Linked DNA regions of Homo sapiens: regions 1 and 2 are each linked to region 3. The links are chromatin loops, found by intact Hi-C in ENCODE. Cell type or tissue: psoas muscle. All regions are shown on one strand.

What was found. Hi-C counts contacts between places; a loop is a spot of excess contacts. Peaks named below come from ENCODE experiments on the same cell type or tissue, not always from the same donor. Only the 100,000 strongest peaks of a DNase experiment are listed, where the experiment ranks them.
Region 1: it touches region 3 in a loop (2.0-fold over the local background); 7 of 110 quality-filtered maps call a loop at or near these places.
Region 2: a loop joins it to region 3, with 2.6 times the contacts of the local background. A loop is called at or near these places in 8 of 110 quality-filtered maps.

What each region holds. Positions count from the first base shown.
Region 1 is chr9:122,211,174-122,219,173 of GRCh38, reverse strand. It overlaps LHX6 (LIM homeobox 6), which reads left to right. Exons shown (of 10, transcript NM_014368.5): 5 at 1,886-2,106; 6 at 4,791-4,891; 7 at 5,105-5,200; 8 at 5,394-5,568. Among named protein-coding and RNA genes, the nearest start is that of LHX6, 14 kb to the left of the region's middle. RefSeq lists a silencer at 4,931-5,080. In psoas muscle, no CTCF peak of the experiment used is centred here; a DNase peak (open chromatin) is centred at 4,930; H3K4me3 peaks cover 1,697 bases; H3K27me3 peaks cover 7,453 bases.
Region 2 is chr9:122,225,926-122,233,925 of GRCh38, reverse strand. It overlaps LHX6 (LIM homeobox 6), which reads left to right and starts at 4,969. Exons shown (of 10, transcript NM_014368.5): 1 at 4,969-5,269; 2 at 6,446-6,517; 3 at 6,896-7,078; 4 at 7,429-7,550. The coding sequence starts at 5,186. RefSeq lists an enhancer at 6,737-7,242. In psoas muscle, no CTCF peak of the experiment used is centred here; DNase peaks (open chromatin) are centred at 4,843 and 6,828; H3K4me3 peaks cover 2,977 bases; H3K27me3 peaks cover 5,378 bases.
Region 3 is chr9:122,347,356-122,355,355 of GRCh38, reverse strand. No RefSeq gene overlaps it. Among named protein-coding and RNA genes, the nearest start is that of PTGS1, 20 kb to the left of the region's middle. RefSeq lists a silencer at 4,548-4,754. In psoas muscle, a CTCF peak has its summit at 4,596 (motif pointing right); DNase peaks (open chromatin) are centred at 449 and 4,605; H3K4me3 peaks cover 451 bases; H3K27ac peaks cover 425 bases.

The sequences.
Region 1 (8,000 bases), 140 kb after region 3:
CTGTTTTTTTCAACTGACAGTTGCTTGAATTTGCCAAGGCAGGCAGGCTGTAACCAGAGCCTTTTTGCCGGACTGTTTCCTCCGTGCACACACAAGCGATTCCGAATGCTCCCCCGGGTGGAGGGGTGCCCGCCCTGGGGACGCAGAGGCAAATCTTCTTGGTCCCCCACACCCAACCCCGGGACCCCAACTCTGGGAAGGTGGAAGGGGTGGAAGAGAAGAGCCAGAAACGAAACATTTACAAACCAGTGTGGTCAGCGCTGAGAGAGCGGTGCAGGGTGCCGTGGGACTCTGGGGGAGGGTAGGTCAGTGCAAAGGCCTGGGGGTGGGAAAGTGCTTCAGAGGAGGCCATAAAGACCTGGGAGTGACCTTCCATTGTGGCTGACTGGGACACATGCCTGGATGGTGGGGCGGCATATCTTGAAGGTTAGGGAGGAGATGGGCCTGAAGAGGATGTGGTCGCTTGGGTTTTGCAAACCCCAAGGGTTTTGGACCAGATCCTGAGGGTAGAGTGGAGCCACCATAGGATTGTAAGCAAGGCAGAAACAGGATTTCATGTGCATGCTGGAAACTTTGCTTTGACTGCTCTGTGGAGGATGGGTTGGCAGGGGCGAGACTGGAAACAGGGAGACCGGGGAGGAGGTTGACAGTGAGGGTTGCATGATGGGAGCCTGGCCTAGGAGGGCAACAGTGGAGATGGTGAGAAGGAGATGGATCCCAGAGATACTTGGGAAACAGAACCAACAGCATCGATGATTGGCTGGATGAGGGGTTGAGGAGAGAGAGGAGTGCATGATTATGATTTTCAAGCTTCAGGGGCTGGGTAAGTGGTGGCACCATTCTCTGAAATAGAGGGTGTACCAGAGGAAACAGGCTGCTAGGGTTGGGACAGAGTCACAGGTGAGTCATCCACTTTAAAGAACACACTTTCCCTGGTGCCCGGGATCAGGCCCTGGGCTGACTTCTGGGATGGAGTAAACCAGACTCCGCTGCCTCCTGGAGGGGCTTCCAGTCTGGTGTTGGAGGCAGCTGCACCCAAATTGCCAGACTACAAAACCAGAAGGGAGAAGGAGAAGTCGTAGAATCAAGGAAGGCTTGAGGGGCAAGAAGACATTCGATCTGGGCTTTTTATTTTTATTTTTGTCTTTTTAACATTTGGTATTATTAATAGAATGTCACAGGCTCCAGAGGGACTTGCTGGGTACTTAGCCAACTGCAAAGCACTAAACAAACAGTAGTAGTCATTGCTGTTGTCATCTAGTTCAGTGCAGGACAAGGAAAACGAGAACTCAGAGTTAAACAGTTTGCCTAGTGTCACAAAGCCAGTAAGTGCTTATCTGTCTGTTCATCTAAGAAACTGCACTTCTGTACAGCTGGCGCTATAGCTTATATTCATCTCTGGAGCAGGATCGCTAGGGTTCCTATCATTGCAAGCGGTGTGACCTCCTGCAAGTTACTTTACCTCTCTAGTCCCCATTTTCCTCACCTGCAAAATGAGGATTAATTGGGATAATCAATGTAAAACAATTAGAATCTTGCTGGGCAAGTGGTAAGTGCTCAACAACTTGCTTATTATTACTATTATTGTGTTTTTTCTAACTTGTGATGTATTTTTAACAAACAAATTAATATGCAAATATAAGTGACCATCGTAGAAAATTTGGAAAATTCAGAAAAACACCAAGAAGAAAATAAAAATCACCCACCAGTTCATCTCCTAGGTGGGACTAGGTGTAGAGTGTTGTTGCGTCCAAGCTAAGGCTAATGCCTGAGTTGAAGACTTAGAGGCCAGGAGCCTGGGGGCTGGCGGGCCATTGGGTGGTGGAAGGAGGAAGGTTGGCCTGTCTGAGTCTCGACACCCCGTGCCTGTCCTCTCGACCTGCAGCCGATTCGGGACCAAGTGTGCCCGGTGCGGCCGACAGATCTACGCCAGCGACTGGGTGCGGAGAGCTCGCGGCAACGCCTACCACCTGGCCTGCTTCGCCTGCTTCTCGTGCAAGCGCCAGCTGTCCACTGGTGAGGAGTTCGGCCTGGTCGAGGAGAAGGTGCTCTGCCGCATCCACTACGACACCATGATTGAGAACCTCAAGAGGGCCGCCGAGAACGGTACCCAACCTGCTCCGCCTGGCACCTCTGCCCCCAGCCCTTTCCCACCCCACCCCACCCCAGCACCCCAGGAACCACCCACACTCCTCTACCGATTGGGCCCTCCCGGTATAGTCCCGCAGGCAGCGTAGGGGTGGGGCGGCGAACAGATCTTGCACTTCCGGGTCGATCTTTTGCTTAGGAGTCAGAAGTCACTGCCCTCCTTTGTAACTATGTTTCCTTATCAGTAAAATGGCGTTAACAACAGAACACCTTCCCAAAGATAGATGAGCTAGCTGATGTGTTGTAAAGCCAGGAGGCACTCAGTGAACCCTAGAGATGGTTCTCATAATCGGGCAGCCTACTCCACCTTTGGACAGCTCTCATTGGCCTGGGGGCTCATCCCCTCCGGTTGCCTGGGACCAGGCTTGGGCCAGTCCTGGAGAGATGACTTGGCTCCCATTCTCCCATTTCCTATCCTAGCAGCTCCAAGCCAGAGGTTTGAGGAAGGGTTTTCATCCTGGACCAGGGTCTCTAACTATAAGGGGAAAGGACCAGGTTTCTGAGTCTGGAGACCAGGCTCTCCCATACTGTGTTGACATATGAGGTTTCCTTTTCTCTCTGGGCCTCAGTCCCTACATCTGTGCAAGACAGATACTGGACTAGAATGATCCCTAAATCTCTTCTGGCTCTGACATTGTGATTCCCCAGATTGCCCAGGAACAAGATCCAGGTCTTCCACGGATCCTGGGGACAGGGTCACAGATGGGATGGAGCTGGGAAAGGGCAGTGCTTGGCTGTGGGCAGAGGCAGGGACTCTTTCTCTAATTTCCCTGTTAGGGTCTGTGAAAGCTGCTAACTTCTCTGTAACAGGGATTATTTTATGTAATCCTTACAACAGCCCTAGGAAGTAGGTGGCACGGCCCCATTTTACAGAAGAAGAAACAGGATTTGCCAAAAATTACATACTAGTAGATTTGCCTAGCTCCAAAGCCCAGCCTCTTAACTACCATACCATACCATATCATACCATACCACACCACCTTGGCCCTAAGCTCTAGGGCACCTTAATCAGATCTCATAAAGCCAAGGAGGCTTCTGGGATGTAGCTGCCTCTGTTTTAGTTTCCCATCTAAAAAACCAACACACCAATCCTTGCCCTGCCTGCTTTCCTAGGGGACATTAATACCACAGAGTGTCTGCCCAACCCCCAGTTTTTCTGGGGAGGAGTATGAACCACCCTGCCTCAACTTCTAGGTCCCAGCCTGGAGACTAGTCAGGGACCGCAAGAGTGTTCCTGGCCATGGGCATACCAGGGCCATCATTTTCTCCTGCCAGGATCAGGACTAAGTGGGTCTAAGGGGGCATCTAGTGAACTTGGGTTTCACTTGCTGCCTGCTTATCTGCAGTGATGGGCAATGAAATTATCTGCAGTGGTCAGCAAGTCAGCAGTAGAGCTGGGATGGAAACCCAGGAGTCAGAGCTTTCCCACACTGTGGTCCATCAGCGACCACAGGCTCCTTCCACACATGGTCCAACCAGGACCACCTGTAGTTACAACCTTGCCAATTACATCCTAGCTCTCACAGCCACACCTGTCCACAGACTTAACATGCTGAGGAACTTGAAAGCTGGGGCCTCCGATCTCTCTTACTGATCAGCCCTCAGTATTGGCTACTGTTTCACTTTTTAAACATAACACACACACAGATACACACACGTTCATTGTAGAAAAATTAGAAAAGACGGTAAGCAAAAAGAAGAAAATAACGATTGCTCCAAATGCTGCCTTCTTCATATTTTAATGTGTATCTTCTCAGATTTTTTTCCATGTATGTTACAATGTTTGCTTTTTTCCTTCAACATAATTTTTTCCTAATTAAAAAGTTACAATAAATTGTGAACAATGGTTATTTCTGAGTGCTGGAATTACTGGTGATTTTTATTTTCTTCTTTGTGCTTATGGAAATTTTCTGAGATTTTGAGGATATTCAGAACAATGAAGTATTAAAAATAAAATGGGAATATGGTTAGTGTTTTAGTATGACTGTAAAAGTAATATGAGTGGAAAGAGAATATCTAACATATACGCCGGTTAACAAAATTAAACCTTACAGAAGTAAGGCAACATATGATTGTTTTTAAATACCTCAAAAGTTACAGGAATACTGAAAGTAAAAAGTTTCCATAATCACATTCCTGGGAAGTAAACCACTGCCAACACCTTGTTGTATATTCTTACAACCTTTTTTCCTTCCGCTTATTTTTATAAAATTAGGAGCATAGTTCCGTTACTTGCTTGCTTCCTATCTCCTCTAGCCTTTGGTGTCCCCCAGTTTCGCCAGCAGGGAGCCCAGTTTGGGACATTAGGGTCAGCTAGCTTTCGGATTCTAGTTGAAAGGGCCAGGGCAGGGGCTTTCCTTCTCTCTGAGCCTCAGTTTCCTCCCATGTATAATGAGGTAACGCCACCTCTCCTTAGGGCTGTAAGACGTGGTCCAGTCGTGTAAGAAGTGTCCAGTACTAAGCGGACGCTCAGAAACCCCTTCCCCAAAGACTGAGCTCAGGGACTAGGACCCTGGGATCCCTGCTCCCAGCCAACTCCCGCTCCTGACCCTTCCAGGGACAAGCTCCCCCCACCCCCGTCCTTTCCAGGCTGCCACTAGAAGAGATGGGGACGCGTGGTCAGCTGCTTCTATCGCCCCCAGGGAACGGCCTCACGTTGGAGGGGGCAGTGCCCTCGGAACAGGACAGTCAACCCAAGCCGGCCAAGCGCGCGCGGACGTCCTTCACCGCGGAACAGCTGCAGGTACCGCTGCAAGCAGTGGGCGGCGGGGGCGGGGGCCGGGCCGAAAGTGGGCGGGGCCGACAATGTCTCCTGGCTCCGCCCCTCGGGCCGGACCCGGGTGGCGGGGCGGGGCCGCAGCTGCCTGGGGCGTGGCCTGTGGACTGGCGCCGCTGATTGGGCCGGGGTCTCGGAGTCTCTGCGTGCGAGCGCCTCACCGCCCTCCCCGCCCCGCAGGTTATGCAGGCGCAGTTCGCGCAGGACAACAACCCCGACGCTCAGACGCTGCAGAAGCTGGCGGACATGACGGGCCTCAGCCGGAGAGTCATCCAGGTGGGACGGGGGTGGGCGGGGCCTGGGGACCGCGGGCACGCCCCGGAGCTCGTAGCTGGGCTCGGCGCGGAGGGTGGTGCGTGCACGTGGCCATCCTTCTCCAGGAGGCGACGAGGCAGTCCCGCCTGGGGTCTCCCGGCGGCGCGTCCGACTCTTTTCCTCGAGGCTGAGGCTGCCGAGGCTGTCGTTCCAGGTGTGGTTTCAAAACTGCCGGGCGCGTCATAAAAAGCACACGCCGCAACACCCAGTGCCGCCCTCGGGGGCGCCCCCGTCCCGCCTTCCCTCCGCCCTGTCCGACGACATCCACTACACCCCGTTCAGCAGCCCCGAGCGGGCGCGCATGGTCACCCTGCACGGCTACATTGAGAGTAAGTAACCGCAGCGCCGGGAGCCGCTGGGCCTGCGGGGAGGGGGCGCGGAGGAGCGCACGTGGGCGGCTGAGGCCGAGGCGTGGGGTGGAGGGCCTTGGGGAGCCTCGTGGGTGAAGAAGCGGGACCCGAAGTCATTTGGATCTAGGAGTTGGGGGAAGAAGGGTCAAATCTTCGGCTCTGCCTCAGTGGAGCGGGATCCTTCATAGAGGCAAGCGATTCAGCAGCCATTCAAAAAATGCCTTCAAAGCACCCACAATGTGCCAGTGCCCGGAGACTGGGGAGAGAACAGGCTGGACAAGGTACCTACTCTGTGGAGCCTGCGTTCTGGTGGGCATGGAAAAATAGGCAGATGAGTGTGTCGTTTTAAGTGGGATGATTCCTGTAGGAAAGGTGCTGGGTAGGAGTGACTGGAGATGCTGCGGGGTGGAAGGGAAGGGGCTGGGCTGCCTTTCAGCAAGCAGAGACTGAAAGGATGGATAGGATTTAGTGAGGTACCTGGAGTGGGGGAACGGAATGCACGCAGGCCCTGGCCCAGAAAGCATCGTGGCATGGGTGTGTTCTGGGGAGCAGAAGGCCAGTGTGATGGGAGTGTCCAGGGCTGTGAGGCCTTAGGCAAGTCACCTAACCTCCTTGAGCCCTGGTTTCCTCATCTGTAACCTGGGATGTCAATAATGCCAGCCTCACAGGGTTGTGAGACACCATTCATGCATTCAGTAGCTATATCTTGAGTGCCTTCTGTGTTCTTTGCACTGGGATACGACAGTGAACACAGTAGACCAAAGCTTCTGTGCTCCTGGGGTTTGCACTCCAGCATGGGAGATGGTGGAGATGATAAAGTAACAGGGAGGGAGCAGGCATGTCCGTGGCAGGGAGTACTGTGGCGGAGATGCAGGGGCAAGCGGGTCATGGTGAAGTGACTTGTGAGCGGGAACCTGGAGGAGTGAGGGAGGAGCCCCGGGGATTTCTGGAGGATGAGTGTTCAGTGAATCTGCTGCTGAGCAGGTGCCTATCACAGATTGTCTTTCCCTTTGAAGTTGTTCCCATCAATTGTTTCCTCTAAGCTGGGCATGACCAAAAAAATGTAAATGACTGCGATGCACACAGACACAATTCCTCCCTTCTCTGGCTCCATGTAAGAGGGAAAAAGAAGGGAAATCAGACAGAGAACTGCTGCTTACTGACCATATGCCATATATTCTACTGACTGTGTCTCTAAACATCAGAGGCCACCATCTCCTTGAATAGATGAGGAAACCAAGGGCCCACTGTAAGTTAGTGGGAGCCGGTATGCCTTAATGATCGAGTGTGGGCTTTGGTTTCAGATTGCCAGGCTTCACATCCCAGCCCTGCCATTTACTAGCTGTGTGACAGTGGGTGAGTTTCTTAGCTTTCTTGCATACTCATTCCCTCATCTGTAAAAATGAGGACAACAGTATCTCAAAGCAGTGTTCTGAGCATCAAACGAGGTAACTGAAAATCCTCAACATTCAGCAAGTGCCGCATAAGTATTGGCTGCTCTTGTGATGGTGGGAGTGGTTTTGGTTGGCAGAACTAGGAGTGCAGAGCCCTGTCTTCGCACCAGGCTGCCAGTTGGAAACCATGTCTCTTTATATAGTTCCATTTCTGAACTATCTGCTCAATAGGAGCGACATTTTCCCCCTTTCTTTTCTAAACAATAACTATATTCAGGCTGCACAGAGCCTGTTAAAGGTGCCAAGGATCAGGGGCGCTATAAGTACCAGGGGTCTGAGCTACCTGCTAATACTTGGTGTAGAGTCAATAAGAAATCTAGATGATCCCTTTGGACTTGGGGCCATGACCTCCAGAGTCCCTGCCAGGACTCTGTCCATACACTCTGTTGACCAAACTTAGATCTGTCTTTGCTGCTTAGAGAAGAGGCTGAGGTGCCCTCTCCTCTTACCCTTGTGGTGGAACTCAGCTTGGGGAAGAAGAGGTTGGGGGTGTGTGCACCTGCACCTCCTGCTGCATGACTGACTGAGAGTCACCACAGCAGTTTGCTCTATGGTAAACTACAGTCATGGAGTTGTGAATTTTCTGAAGCCTTAAGCTGGGAAGCTAATGAAAGTGTTAGAACCAGACCCCAGAAAAATGAGTTTTTCTGTAGAGTTTGCTCTGCGGTTAACTAAAGTCACAGAATACTGAGTTTCCTGGAGGCTTCGAGCTTGGAATCTGATAAAAGCTTTGGAACCAGACCCCAGAAAAATGCAGATGTACATACATTTTCCAAGTAATCTGAAGTTGTATATGGACTCCTTGAACACCCCAGGTGAAGAACTCCCAATTTAATATAACTCCTTTATTCTACAAATGGGAGAACTGTGGCTCAGAAGGGCACAGTGAATTGTCCCGGTTTATATATCAGTTGTAAGTGTCTCTACAATGCCCTTTCCCTGTGACCAAAGAGAATG
Region 2 (8,000 bases), 120 kb after region 3:
TTCACATTTGCAATATGCTTTGAGGTATGCAATATTGCTTTGCCATATACTTTGAAGCTTTGATTTGTCCCCTGCCTTCATAAAGAATTTGATGTGGTACCTAGTAGAATAACAAACAGAAAATTCAGAGAGCCCGTGCCACAATGACGGCTAATGTTTATTGATTGACTACTGTGTGCCAGGCATATTTCTGAGTCCTGTCACATGGATCATTTGCGTAATTTTCACAACCATAGGAGTTGAACTCGGTTATCCTCACTTAACAGATGAGGAAACTGAGGCTGATGAGTGACTGAAGAACTTTTCCAGGATTACCCAAGTAATAAAGGGAAGTGACAAGGTTGACATTAAGGCCATCTGGCCCCGGAGTTTTGTGCTTCTCAAATCCCTTTCACACTGATTATCTTATTGACTCCTCTGAGATTGATATTGTTCCCAGATATTGATATTAAGAAAAATGTGTTTCAGATAAGTGACTTTTCCAAGTTCAGCGTGCCAGGAAGTGGCTGGGCTGGGTTGGTGGTCTATCTTACGCCCAGGCTCGCTCCGTCACTTCCACATCGCTGATTCACACGCGCATTTTGCAAACAAGGACACTGAGGCCAGGAGAGGTAAATTGCCGGCCTAGGGTCATACAGTTTGTACCCCATTCTGTGCTCTTTCCTCAAACAGGAAATACCTAGGAAGCTGATGGGGTGAGGGTAGGTCCTAGGCTTGGAAGGGGGGTGCTGCCGTGTCTCTTCCCATTGTCCCTTTCTCATTTGTCACAATCTGAATGTTTAAATTTCGTATTTAGTATTTACTCTGAAATGGCTTTCATCTGATTTCCCCCTTGCTCACCAATTTAGCTGTCAAAGTAAATAAATGTGAAGCTGGGTCTCCAGCCTCCCCCAGCTCACATTACCTTCCTAGAATTACTCCCCGGCAGGGTCGAACCATTGCTGGGGGCCTCCCACAGAATTATCCAGTTACTAATGAAGCCTCTTTCAAACTGAACCCTTGGGCCTAGACTCAAATGGGGGAAGATGGCAAAATTCACCCCAGAGGACCAGATGACCACATCCTGTTTAGTGACCGGGAGAAGAACTGCAAAGTGAGAAGATGCCATTATTCATGTAGGGTGCTTAATACAGCTTCAGGGTTGTATAAATGAATAAATCTACAACACTTTAAAAAATATTAGTTCTTTTTTTTTTTTTTTTTTTTTTTTTTTGAGATCGAGTGTCACTCTGTTGCCAGGCTGGAGTGCAGTGGTGCAATCTCGGCTCACTGCAGCCTCTGCCTCCCAGGTTCAAGCAATTCTCCTGCCTCAGCCCTCAGCCTCCCGACTAGCTGGGACTATAGCCACCTGCCACCACACCCGGCTAATTTTTGTATTTTTAGGAGAGACTGAGTTTCACTATGTTGGCCAGGATGGGCTTGATCTCCTGACCTTGTGATCCACCCACCTTGGCCTCCCAAAGTGCTGGGATTACAGGCATAAGCCACTGCACCCAGCCAAAATATTAGTTTTTAATGTATAGTTAGTTGTCACTTCAATTCTGAGAGGTCAGTATCATTATTCCCCGTTTTGCAGGTGAGGAACTGAGGCTCAGAGAAGCTAAGTGACTCAAAGTGACCCACAGTTTGTCATAGGAAGAAATCAAGTATCCTAATGGAAGGTACTATGTTTGCTAATCCTAATTTTGCCAAGGTCACTCCTATCTGGACTCTTTTTCCTGATGGAAAAAGATGGAGTCAGGAGTCATTGGAAGAGAGATTTCTTTTCCAAAGTAATTTCACTTCTGTCCTCTTTGAAGTTAGGCAAGTTCTGGGCTCGAATAATGGTTCTGCATCTTCCTTAGGTAAGTTATTCAGGAGAAGATTTGATTTTTTTTGGTTGATTCATCCCCTGCCTTCATAAAGAATTTGATGTAGTACCTAGTAGAATCACAACCACAAGATTCAGCCGGTCCATTGCCATAATGATGGCTGTTTATCATTTGCTTACTGTGTGCCTGGCATATTTCTGAGCCCTATTACATGGATCATTTGCGTAATTTTCACAACCATAGGAGTTGAACTCGGTTATCCCCACTTTACAGATGAGGAAACTGAGGCTGATGAGTGGCTGAAGAACTTGTCCAGGGTTACCCAAGTAATAAAGTAATAAAGGGAATAGAAAACAGATGCCAAGGTTGGCATCAAGGCCATCTGGCCCTAGAGTCTTTGTGCTTCACTACTGACTTTACTGCCTCTTACTCCAGTTTTTATTATCTGAGCACTTAATCAGAATTCAGGAGCAGAATTGCATAGTAGGTAAGAGTTTGGGTTCTAAAATCTGAGTGCCAGAGCTTCAGATGGGACTCCTGTAAGCTTGTTTCCTCAACTATAAAAGAAAGATAATAATATAACCTTTTTGTAGGGTAGTTGCAAGGATTAAAGAGGATAATGCGTGTAAACAACAAAGGGCTTAGCACATAAATGCTCAATAAATAGTTATTATTGTTATCACTCTAGGAGCACATGCTTCACATTCCCCCTCATTAGAGTGCAGCAGCTTGTTTGTCCAGCCTCTGAACCTTTGTGGTCCTCTCTCTACCTGAAATACTTTCTTCTTCTCCCTGAACCCATCCAAATTTCACCTGCCCTTTAGTTTTAGCTCAAGCCTCTTCCATGGCTCATGTCTAAGAAGTTTTGCAAAGCCAGTACGATCTTCATGGTCTTCTTTCCTGGGGCCCTTCTGCACTCACAAATCTGGCATATGTGCAGCATTCTATAACGTTTATTAACCTTTCAATTCCCCCAGCCACCCAAAGGGGAGGAAGAGAAGGAGGTAAAGCAGGTCCTATTGTTATTCCCATTTTGCCGATGAGAAAACAGGCTGAGCCTATAAGTGGTGAGGCTGGGAGTCACATCCAGGTCTTTTAACAGATAATGTGGAGTGTGTGTGTATGTGTGTGTGTGTGTGTGTGTGCACATGTGTGTGTGCAGAAAGTAAACATGGTCATGTCTGCAGCCTAGAAATCAAGAGTATGAGCTCTAATGTGAGATGAATGTGGTTTTAAGTCCTTGGTTCTGGCAATTAGCCATGTGCACCATTTTGGATATATCACATGAACTCTCTGAACCTCAGTCTCTTGATCAGTAAAACAAGCACGCTGAGAGATGCTACCTCACGGGATTATTGTGAAAAGAAAATGAGATCACGATTGTAAAATGCCTCGTATCATGCCTGGCACAGATTAGTAGCTGTAATAACTGGGAATAATCCCAGTAGTAGCTGAAATTATTATGTGCAAAGGAGATATTTGAGAGGGAGGGGTTGTTCTTCTGTATTCATGTTTGAGAATGCATGTGTATGTGTGTACACATGTGTACCTATGCATACACCTCACCCGCTTTCACATTGCAACTTGTTCTCTTCGTATAAAAGATTAGGGTTCAAAGAGAAACTCTTTTCACTCTGAATTTCTGTGTCTGAGAGCAATGAATGACTGGGATGCAGAGGGCGGGAAATGCCATTAGCTGAGGCTGGGGCTATTTTTGTGTACCTTGATGCCAGTAAAGGAACAGATATTTGTATCTTTGGGGAATATGGGTGTGGATCTTTAGTATCGTGTTGGTGTGCAGGCATCCTCTACTACCTGCGCCTGTCAGAACCTGCCTGTGTGTGTGCAAACTGAGACTATAACTATTGGGAATCTATGGCTGCAGAAGTGTGTGTGATGTGTCTGCCTATAAATGCCTATCAATAGTTGTCTCACCATCTGTAAGGATGTAAGTACATATTTGAGGGTGCCTGAGTAGAGGACATAAGGTTATACATGGGTTTGGAGCTCTGTGAAAATCTGTGCCCTCTTGAGTATGGCTGTGTGTACAAATGGAAGAACAATTGTGTGTGGGGGGGTGTTTACATCTGTAAATGAGGGCAATTATGGAGGTGATGACATGTGTGATGTGGTGAGGGTAGGCTGTCATGGTGTCTGTAGGGCTGGATCTATGTCTGAGTGTGCTTATTTGTTTTTAGATGATGTATGTTTACATGTGTCTCTTTAGGCTCAGTTTGTGTGTGGAGAAGGGGGCTGAGACTCTAAGTGTCCACTTGTGTATGCTGCAGGGCGTTAGTGTGTGTAAGGCTCCATCTTTGGGTTTGAAGGTTCTGTGTCTGTGTGTCTGGGGGCAGTGTCTTCTGTCTAAATGCCTGGGCCTTCCTGCCTTCCCTACCATTCTCATTGTCAGTAGAACCCTAGAGAAGAAGGGATGGGCATTGGACTGTGTGGTTAAGCAAATCCTGAAGGGAAGGGGAATGTGCCAAGCAATCCCTTCCAAGAGAATTCAGGGAAACTACCCTCCCGTTTCACCTCAGTCCCTGGGAGCTGGTGCACTGTCTGGTTCTTATAGAGCAGAGGTATCTGTGCAGGTGTGTGAGAGTAAGTGTGGTGCCTCGTGCCCGTGTAAATGATGTGAACAGGTAATCACTTACATTAGTGTGTACACAAATGTACCAGGCATGGGATTGCATCAACACAGTGTAATAACGTGTGACCTCCTACGGAATCTATCTCCGCAGATGGTATGGCCATGGGTCCCTCCTGTACCTGTGAGTGGGGCAGTGTCTGAGGAAGATGGGTGCCCCTTGAGGGAGGAGCGGTAGTGAGAGCTGGGTGGATGTGTGCCCGCCGGTGCCTTTGTGTACTGGCGTGTCTCCGAGTCTCTCTGTCGGCAGCTCTGAGTTTCTGTGTGTCTCTGTGTCTGTGTGTGTGTCTCTCTCTCTGGGTCTCTGCCTCGTCGTGTGTGTCTTGCTCTCCCTTGGCGGGGAGGGGATTGGTCACGCATGACTCATCTTGAACCGAGCGGGGCTCCAGCGGCAGGGCGGCCGCCGTTGCAGCTGGAGGGGGAGGAGGACAAGGAGGAGGGAGAGGAGGAGGAGGACTACCAAGAGGGGGAGGAGGAGAAGAAGGAGGGGGCGGGGGCCTCTCCAAGTTTGTCGGGACCTTCTTCCGAGGCAGCGGCGGCAGCAGCCAGGGAGGCCGGGGCTGCGCGCGGGCCGGGGGCGGGGGCTGAGGCCGGGCCCGGGGCGGCGGGGCCGGCGCCTCGGCTCTCCTCCTGCTCCTGCAGCAGCCTCTGCTCCCACTGCGGCTGTGGTCCCCCTCGGCGCAGCTCTCCGCGCTGCGCGCCCGCTGAGCCCGAGGTTCCCCGGCCCATGTACTGGAAGCATGAGAACGCCGCCCCGGCGTTGCCCGAGGGCTGCCGGCTGCCGGCCGAGGGCGGCCCCGCCACCGACCAGGTGAGCCGGCGAACGACTGGGTGAGCGGCCCGGGCCGGGGTCGGGCAGGGTCCGGGACCCAGCCGGGCCGAGCAGGGTGGCGGGCGGTTGCAGGAAGGAGGGGTACGAGGGTGCGCCTGTGAGTGTGTGCTTGTGAGTGTGGGAGCGCGCGCGCGAGCGGGGGGGGGGGGTCGCGGAAAGCGGGAACACATTATGCAAATGTTGGAGGAATTTCTCAAAAAGCGATTTAGTAAAGACACAGGCGAATCAAGAGGAGGCGAGGCCGGTATTGTCCGTCTGAATAGGCGCTGATAGCGCCGATGCGCCGGGGGTTGTGCCGGCGCAGCGCTGAGAATCCCGACGCGGGGCCGGTACCCGGCGCGCCGAGGGGCTGGAGGGTGCTTTTTCCTCCCCTTGAGCGCCTCTCTTTTCTCTTTTTGGTCCCGTTTCGCCCCGATCTCGCTCTCTTTTTGCTCCGGGTTTCCCTCCGACTGGCCCTCGAAAGGCGCCTGAATCCGTGTCAATATAGCTGCTTCAATTTCGCCGCGCGTGTCAGGCGGGCGGGCGGGCGGGTGCTCACCGCGCTCGGGGTTTTCTTTTCTTCAACCACCCTCCGCCCCTCACCCATCTCTTTTTTATTTTCTTTCTTTCTCTCTTTTCTCCTTTTTGCATTTTGTGCCGAGAGGAGAAGGGAGCGAGGAAGGGGAGTGGGGTGGGGGGGCGGGTGGAGAGAGAAAAAATTCGATTTTTAATTACTACCATTAAAAAATCAAATTTGCAATTCTTTGGGCGGCCTGATGGATCTCACTGATTGACAGTTGGAATTGACACTCTGGCTACCTCTTATCTTGGGCATTCACGACAATTTCTAATTGCAGGTAGTTTGTGTGTGTGTGCGCGTGTTTTTCTTCCCCCCTCAGAGGCTTGGATTGCAAGGGAACTAAGCGATTACTTCAAGAGCCACGGGTTAAGTGCAGGGAGAGGGGGAGAGAGAGGGAAAAAATCCAATCCAAATTCAAATTGCTTCATTAGAGAGACACCGCTTTTGTGGGGAAGGGCTTTAAATGCCCACTACAAAGTTAGGACTCATTGTTCGGCGCCGGTTTATATAACAGGCGCGGGGAGGCGCTGGGCTCAGGCTGTGCGGAGCCAGTTCAGCAGCCGCCGCCGCCTGCGTTCCCTCCCCCCCTCCCCCAGGTGATGGCCCAGCCAGGGTCCGGCTGCAAAGCGACCACCCGCTGTCTTGAAGGGACCGCGCCGCCCGCCATGGTGAGTCCGTTTGGCCCTGCCTGCGGTGCCCAGTCCTCCAGCGGCCCGGCCCTGGGGACCTGGCCAGGTTTTCCGGCCACGAACTGCTGCTCACGCTCTGGGGGACTCCCGGCGGGCGCCGCCCCTCTCTGAGCCTCGGTTTTCCGGCAGGGAATGTTGGCTTTAACCGCTCCCAGCACCCAGAATGCGCGTGTTAAAAGTTGGGGCCGTCCCTTCCTCTCCAATAGGCCCTTCCATCCCTGTCCTTCAGTCTACGGCGCATTGTCCTGGGGAGATTTCGTTGTCAATTGGTGCTCGGGGGCCCCAGATTTGTCTCCAAGGCAGCCCCAACTCTGGGTGCCCGGATCAGCGCTCCTCTCCTTCTCTCCCCCGCCGCAGGCTCAGTCTGACGCCGAGGCCCTGGCAGGAGCTCTGGACAAGGACGAGGGTCAGGCCTCCCCATGTACGCCCAGCACGCCATCTGTCTGCTCACCGCCCTCTGCCGCCTCCTCCGTGCCGTCTGCAGGCAAGAACATCTGCTCCAGCTGCGGCCTCGAGATCCTGGACCGATATCTGCTCAAGGTGAGACAGGGGTAGGTGTTGCGTGCGTGTTGTCGGGGCGTGGGACGCAGCGCAGGAGACTGCAGGGAAGCACCGCAGGTCCTCTTACTTCCAAATCCTGGCTCCACTGCTGCCCGACTGCGAAGCTTTGGGCAAGACTTAGGGTCTGCCTGAGCCCCCGGGTTCCGTCTGAAAAATAAGAAGAGTTTATTTCCATTTCCCTGAGTCTCAGTATTACGGGAGAAAAATAGGGGAATCGCATGCACCTTCTGAGCTTCAGCGCCTCTGACTGTAAATGAGACCGGGAAGGCTGGGGCCCGGAGTGAAAGAGGCCCGCGCTGAGCCGACCTCCGTCCCCGCCCCGTCCCCAGGTCAACAACCTCATCTGGCACGTGCGGTGCCTCGAGTGCTCCGTGTGTCGCACGTCGCTGAGGCAGCAGAACAGCTGCTACATCAAGAACAAGGAGATCTTCTGCAAGATGGACTACTTCAGGTAGGCTGCGGCCGCCGAGCCAGCAGTGTCGCCGAGGGCAGGCCCCGGGCGCATTCGGAGGCCACTTTTGCGGCGTGTGGTCTCTCCTCCAGAACCCCGGCGTCCCGAGTGCACTTCCGGCGCGCAGCGCTGGTCCAACCTGCCGGCGCTCAGCGGCGCGAACCCAGAGCTCCAGGCAGCGCGCCAGTGCCTGCACAGGTTTGCGCCCCGGATCTGCCTTCGGTCCTCGCGGTCCATTGGGTTTCGGTATCGTCTCTGGCTCTGTCTCGGGTCCTGCCTAAGTCTCAGGCTTCAGTTCTGACCTCGAGCGCCTCGGTGGAGCTCTGAGGTCCCCATTTCTGGCCCGGACCCACTCGGATCCCAGCCGTCGTCCGGCTGCATTTCCAGTGCGTTCGGGCTTCGAGTTCCAACCCTACTCGGACGTCATTCATGGTGGGGTCTCTCGCGGGC
Region 3 (8,000 bases):
TCAACTGATCTGGAGACTGAGGCCTACAGCTGAAAGAGTTTGCCCAAGAACACGAAACAGAGAAGGAGCTGGAATCCAGGGCTCCTGGCCCCCAGGCCAAGGTCCTTCCCCAGTTGGCTCTCAAGATGGAGTTTGTTTGAGGCCCTGATTTCTGCCCCATCTGCCCAAAAGGTCAAATTCAGGCAGCCCACCCCCAACCCAGAGAGCGTCTTGTTTCTCAGAACCCACGAACTCAGGCACTGGAGGGAGCTGGGAATCTCAGAACCCTCACTCTGAGCCCTCACTCCGAGCCCTCCCTCCTTCCTCTTCCTTCCCTCTTCCTTTGGCTCCTCTGCAGACCTCTGGCTGGACTGGCTCTTCCTTCCTCTTTCCCCAGAACCCTCTCCCCACCCCCAGCAGCACTGGGGATAGACAGAGAGGAGGGATCTCAGCCCAGGCCTGGACCTTGAGGCACATGGGCAGCAAATGTGCAAGGCAAGAGTTCATTTGCTGCCACCCCGTCAGGCAGCCTGCGTTCTTGGACACAAGAAACTGAAATCCACCTCCCCAGCCTCCTGCTGGCCCTGCTGCTGCTCAGGGCCCACAACACAGGTCATTTTCTCTGCCCAGTGGGCCCTCAGAGTCAGGCAAGCAGCAATCACCCTCCCTGCCAACATCACTGTTTCCAGAGGCTACAAGCTCTCGGAGGCAAGCTCCTCCAAGAGGCATGAGTTCCGCCTCGGCCCTTACTAGCTGTGTGACTTTGAGCAAATCACCTTGCCTCCCTAAATGGCCAAGCCCTCATCACTAACATGGAGATAATTGTATGCATGGGCTTTAAAGGAGAAAAGAGATAGCATGGATAAGCACCTGGCACAGAACCTGGCATTTAAATGGTTAATGTCATTATGAAGTAGAGGAAATGTCCCTCTTCTGACCATGGCTTTTCACCAGATTTGTATCATTTATTTTCAAATCCTTTCTGAGTCTAATCTAGTTTTTAAGTTCTGTCCTATAGCACAGAGTTCAAAGTTTAACTTAATAACCAGTTCCTGGCTGAGCGCAGTGGCTCACGCCTGTAATCCCAACATTTTGGGATGCTGAGGTGAGTGGATCACCTGAGGTCAGGAGTTCGAAACCAGCCTGGCCAACATGGTGAAACCCCGTCTCTACCAAAAATACAAAAATTAACTGTGCATTGTGTCATGCACCTGTAATCCCAGCTACTCAGGAGGCTGAGGCAGGAGAATCACTTGAACCCGAGAGGCAGATGTTGCAGTGAGCTGAGATTGCGCCACTGCACTCCAGCCTGGGCAACAGAGGGAGACTCTGTCTCAAAAATAAAAATAATAAAATAACCAGTTCCTTAGTGCTTACTTTGTGCCGAGCACCTGGAACAGGGAAGAATAAGACAGAAGCTTCTGTGCCCACAAGGTACCCACACTGTGATGGGGGACACAGACATTGACCACTGACCAGGCAATGACCATGGGATAAGTCCTGGGAAAGAGGAGAAGAGGAGGCAGGTGAGGTACATGCAGGGCACCTAACTCAGTCCCCAGGGTCTTCCCAGAGAAAAGGTGTTCGTAGCAGAGAAGACAGTAGGTGCAAAGGCCCAGAGACAGAGAGTTCCCCTTTAGAGGAACTGTGAGAAGTAGATTGCATCTCAAGTGGATAACAGCTAGTACAGTTGACCCTTAAACAATGCAGGGGTGGCGAGGCACGGTGGCTCATGCCTGTAATCCCAGCACTTTGGGAGGCTAAGACAGGTGGATCACTTGAGGTCAGGAGTTCGAGACCAGCCTGGCCAACATGGTGAAACCCTGTCTCTACTAAAAATACAAAAATTATCTGGGCATCGTGGCAGGCACCTGTAATTCCAGCTACTCAGGAGGCTGAGGCAGGAGAATCACTTGAACCCAGGAGGCAGAGGTTGCAAGGAGCCTAGATCATGCCACTGCACCCCAGCCTGGCAACAGAACTAGACTCTGTCTCAAAAAAATAAAAATAATGCAGGGATTAGGGAAACTGACCCCCATGCAGTCAAAAATTCACATATAACTTTTGACTCCCCAAAAACCTAACCATTGATAGCCTACCGTTGTCCAGAAGCCTTACCAATAACATAACAGATGATTAACACATATTTTATATGTTATATATATTATATGCTATATTCTTACAATAAAGTAAATTAGAGAAAAGAAAATAGAGCCCCAATAAAAACTCTGAACACTGAGCTCAGATGCACTTCCTCAGTTGGCAATACTCCACAGATATTGTCACATTGATTCTAGGAGAGTGACACATTCTGATTCCATGGGAAGGACAATGGAAGCTTTACTTCATGTTTGAAAGAAACCCCCCTGGGCTCTGCCCTATACATCTCTCCCTTTGGCTGATCTTAATCTGTATTCTTTCCCTGTAATAAACTATAACCATGAGTATAACGGCTTTCAGTGAGTCTTGTGAGTCTTTCTAGCAAATTACGGAATCTGAGGGTGGTTTGGGGAACCTCTTGAACTTGTAGCTGGTATCAGAAGTGATGGTGGACAGGCATCGTGGCTCATGCCTGTAATCCCAGCACTTTGGGAGGCTGAGATGGGTGGATCACTTGAGGCCAGGAGTTCGAGACCAGCCTGAGCAACATAATGGTACTGTGTCTCTACAAAAAATAAAAAATCAGCCTGGCATGGTAGTGCATGCCTGTAGTCCCAGCTATTCAGGAGGCTGAGGTGGGAGGATCACGTGAGTCCAGGAGGTCAAGACTGCAGTGAGCCATAATCATACCATTGCACTCGAGCCTGGGTGATAGACTGAGACTCTGTTTCAAAAATAATAATAAACAAATAAATGAATAAATTTTAAAACTTTAAAATTTTTTGTCCAGGCACAGTAGCGCACACCTGTAATCCCAGCATTTTGGGAGTCCAAGGTGGGCAGATCACTTGAGCTCAGGAGCTCGAGACCAGCTTGGGCAACATAGTGAGACTTCATCTCTGGGGGAAAAAAATTAACACAAAAAATTATTTTTTAATTTTTTAATTAAAAAAAATTTTTAAGAAATGAAGGTGGGCCGGGCACAGTGGCTCACGCCTGTAATCCAAGCACTTTGGGAGGCCGAGGCGGGCGGATCACAAGGTCAGGAGATCGAGACCATCCTGGCTAACACGGTGAAACCCTGTCTCTACTAAAAATACAAAAAAAAAAAAAAAAAAAAAGCCAGGCTTGGTGGCACGCACCTGTAGTCCCAGCTACTTGGGAGGCTGAGGCAGAAGAATCACTCACACCTTGGAGGTGGTGGTTGCAGTGAGCCGAGATCACACCACTGCACTCCAGCCTGGGCAACAGAGCCAGACTCCATCTCAAAAAAAAAAAAAAGAAAGAAAGAAAGAAATGAAAGTGGTCTTGTGTGGAGTCTCTGCCCTCTAACCTTGTAGTTGGCCCAACTTAGCACAATTTCTTATGTGATATTTCAGTTAATAGTGCCTCTTAGGCACTATTATCATCAATCCCATTTTGGAGATTGGGAAAATGAGATAAGGAACCTGACTGAGGTCACACAGTTATCAAATGACAAAAGCGAAATTTAAAAGCAGATACCAGCAGGGCTTGATGGCTCACGCCTGTAATCCCAGCACTTTGGGAGGCCAAGGCGGGAGGATCATGAGGTCAGGAGATTGAGACCATCCTGGCTAACAGGGTGAAACCCCATCTCTACTAAAAAAAAAAAAAAATACAAAAAATTAGCCAGGCGTGGTGGCAGGCGCTTGTAGTCCCAGCTACTGGGGAGGCTGAGGCAGGAGAATGGCGTGAACCCAGGAGGCGGAGCTTGCAGTGAGCTGAGATTGCGCCACTGCACTCCAGCCTGGGCGACAGAGTGAGACTCCATTGCAAAAAAAAAAAAAAAAAAAAAAAAAAAGCAGATACCCAGGCACTAGCATCTACTCCTGTAACCACTGTGCTATGCTGCCCAGCTAGTGGGGGAAAGAGGGGGCTTGTGGGAAGCAGAGCTAGAGGGTTTGTAAGAGACTATTTCTAAGAGGGTGGCAATTCTAAGAGGCAGCCTGGCAAAAAGGCTAAGTTTTGTCCTGGGGGTAATAGGGAGCCATTGATGGTTTCAAGCAGGGAGAATATAAGTATTCATGCATTTTAACAAAGTCCCTCTGGATGTAGACTGGGGAGTGGATTGCAGACAGGCCTGAGTGGGGAGAAGACCAGGTGAGGACAATGACGCGGCTGGACCCGAGTCGTGGTCTTGAGAATAGAGAGCATGGGACACATGCCATATGTGCCTAAAAGGTAGGCTTGACAGGACTTCGGGACAGACCGGATTTAGGGGAAAAGAGAGGGGGAAGAGTCAAGGGTAAAACCCAGGCTTCCAGATTAGACAATTAGGGTATTAAGTCCCTTAGACTGGGAAAGACAGAAGGAAGAACAGATTTGAGGTGGGCCATACCACCATTAATAGTCCCAGATTCCCAAAGGGGTCAATGCCCCAGAACAGGGCAACCCCCACCCAGGCACAGGATCCCGTGTCTAGACCATCAGTTACCAGGACAATGCAGCTAGCTCCCAGCAGAGAAGTGGCACCCTCCCCTGCCTGTGAGTGGCCACCAGGTGGCAGCATAGGCCGCCTTTTTCCAGGGCTGGCCTGGCAGGCCGGCCAGAGGAGGGAGAAGGAAGCATCTATTGCTGCTGGAGATGCAGCTTTGCCACGAGACCACGGAAACTGGACCACAGGCCTGTGGAGATGAGTTCCTGCAGCTATGAAGTCAAAAAAGCACCAATCTAGTAGTCAGGAGTCCTGGGTTCTAGATACACCAGGGACCCAGAGCAGACACCTGCCCCTCTCTGAGGCTATGGGTTTTCCTTAAAGAGGGCAAACCCTCCTTAAGGAAAGAAGGCCAGAGCTGCCAGACGGAGTATTAATTCCTTCTCTGTTTTCCATCCCCGACAGCTGTGGCTTTTAACCATATTTTTAGAGGCAACTTCTTTTTTTACAAGCAAAATCCAAAGACCCTCTCACTCCCTGCACCTCCATCCCATGTATAAAACAGAAAACATGTTTACACTGATCTGCTGTGGTTGGAGTAGAAGCTGGGGACTCTCCCAAGCCCACACAGAAGATAAAATCTTCACCCTGACGTTGAGGCCCCTACCTCTCCAGTGCCATCCTCATTCTCCTATCCAGACTGAGCGATCTTTGCCCATCCTGGACCTTCTCTTGGGAATATCCTTCCCCTCCTCTCTTGATTCAAACCCTCCTCATCCTTCAATGTCAGATCCCTTGACACCTCCTCCAGGGAGCCCTCTCCAAAGCCCCTAATGGAAAGCGTCACTCCCTCTACCACACTGCCCTGGCACCTCAGTCCCCCACAAGTACCAAGCACCTGCTGTGTCCGGGCAATGCAAACAAGTGAACAGCATCTCTCTTCTCTCTGATCCTGAGCACCTGCGGGGGTCAGGGGAGGGGACCATGCCTGTTTCCCCCATAACAGAGTGTGCCCAGCCTCACCCAGCTAGGAGCTGGCAGACCAGCCTCTGCCCCACCAGGCTTCACTGAGCCACGTTAGTGGTCACCTTTTCTGGGCTTCAGCTTCCCCCCTCTGTATAATGGGGGCAGCTAACACCTAATCAGGACTGTGTGTAGAATCAGGACTAGCTACGTAATTTGAGGGGCCCTTTGAAAAATAAAAATATGCAGCCCCTTGTTCAAATATTAAAATGTTCAAGACAATGGCAGTAGAAGATTAAACCAAGCACAAGTCACACACCTGTGGAGTCTGTGCACTACACAAGAGGTCTGAAATCAGCCAACCTATGCCCAAGTGTGGGGCTGTGTCAGCCAAAAAAGATGGTCCGTTTTCTTCATGTAAGTTCACTTTCTGTTGGTCAAGCTGGGGACCAGCAGGACTGCATCCTCCCATTAGGGAGCACCTTTTCTCAAGTCAGACAAAGGTATGGTATTGGCCAGCAGGCACCCTGCCCGACTTCATAGCACTACCATGTAAAATGGGCTTGTTGAGTGAGGAGAGAGAACCAAAATCCAGACACAAGAAATTGGAGACCAGGGGCCAGGTGTAGTGGCAGGCACCCATAATCCCACACTCGGGAGGCTGAGGCAGGAGAATCACTTGAACCTGGGAGGCAGAGGTTGCAGTGAGCCGAGATCATACCACAGCACTCCAGCCTGGGTGACAAAGTGAGACTCTGTTTAAAAAAAAAAGATAGTGGGGATTTATACCAGAGATGTGCAATCAGGACAAGCCAAAGGGTGGAGATCCGAAACTGCAAACCTCACCTCAGAGCAATGTGATTCAAGGCCAACTTCCAAGTTCAGAGGTCAACAGCAGTTGCTCAGTCCTTGCCTTGTTCTTTCAGCCAGTATTTACTGAGCACCTACTATGTGCCAAGCACAGTTCCAGGCTTCATGATACAGCAGTGAGCAGGACAAAGTCCCCTTCCTCCCAGGGTTCACATTCTTGCGGTGGGGAGAGGAAATAAACATTATTGAAAGAAAATAAATGAACCACCCAACTAAAGATAAGTGATATGAAGAGAATTAAACAGGGTGAGAGGGAAGGACTGCTGGTAGGTGGGCTGGTTCATATAGGGTGGCCAGGGAGGGTCTCCCTGAGGAGGTGACATTTGAGCTGGGCTCTGAATGAAATGGGGCCAGCTGGTGCCCCAGCTGCAAAGCATGGGGGTGGGCGTGCGGAGCTGCCTGCAGGAGGAGAGCCTGCAGAACCACACTTTGCTAAAAAGGCGAAGGCGAAGGCAGGCTGGGCAGGAAGTCTGGCCCCCTGTAACCATATCCCCAGGAAGGAGGAAGCCAGGAAGACGCTTTCAGCAGTCGTATTCATCAAGGCCTCTGCTCTAACCCGGGGCAGCACCAGAGGCTCCTCAGGCCCGATCCACCTTCGGCCAGGCCGCCTGGGGAGGGGACAGCAAGGGAGGGAGGATAACCCTGGATTCTCTTCCAGACAATAAATGCTTCCAGGTTCCTAGGGAGCATTCTGTGGGTCACAGCTGCATCTGATCTCAATTACCCCAGGGTGTAGGGTTCCCCGGCCGGGCAGGGATAGGGGTGGAGGGGAGGCCGTTTCTCCATAATCAGAATCTCCTGGCCTAGTGGGTGAAGACACCTCAGGACAGGTCCCCAAAATTTCAGGACGCAGGAAAAGGGTTCTCCCCAAAAAGAGAGGTCTGGCTGTGTGTGAGTGGAGGCTCTGCTTCACAGCCATTTTGCTGTGTGACCTGGTGCCACTCACTTAACCTCTCTGGGCCCCTGTGGGAACTGTGAAGATTCAACCTTTTCCTTTCCTACCTTTTCCCACCAAAGAGGCAAGAGGACAATCTAGGCCAAGAGGGCAAAGCTCAATGCTATGGGCTGGGCTGGGCTGCAATGGGTGGGGTTGCTAACTCCTTACTTTTTCCTGACTTGATTAGATCTTAACCCTTATGCAAATATGTCCCCGCCCAAGATTATGGTGCCAGCATTGTCAGGAGTAACATCTCCCAAAACAGAGCAGGGCCGAGTCCCATTCCTCAACCAGCTGGGGCAAGACACTTTATATCTCTGGGCCTCAGTTTACTCATGTCCACCTCCAAAAGGGACGTGAGGATTCAGTATCAGGTGTGACGCCGGTTCACCCAGTAAGTGATCATTCCATCAGTTTTTCAATCAACAACCACCATGAAAGTGGCAATGCCTCTAAGCACGGGAGAAAGCCCCCGGTTTGTAAAAATTTTGCACAATAGGGTTTTTGTTATTGATGGCCTTAAGCAAGTTTTTCCTCTTCCGGGTCTCTGTTTCCCATCCATAAAGGTGCCTGCAAACAACGTTCCGCTCAGAAGAGGGTGTTTTAGGCCAGAGTTGTGGGGCGTGGCTCAAGCTACAGTGGTAGGTTTCTTAGCTGGTGAAACTTTCCTCCGAAATCCTGGGTTTCACTGTGCACCTTCTCTTGTCAGGAGGCTGAGGAACCGTAGCACAGGGTTGGGTTTTTAGCGGAGCAGGA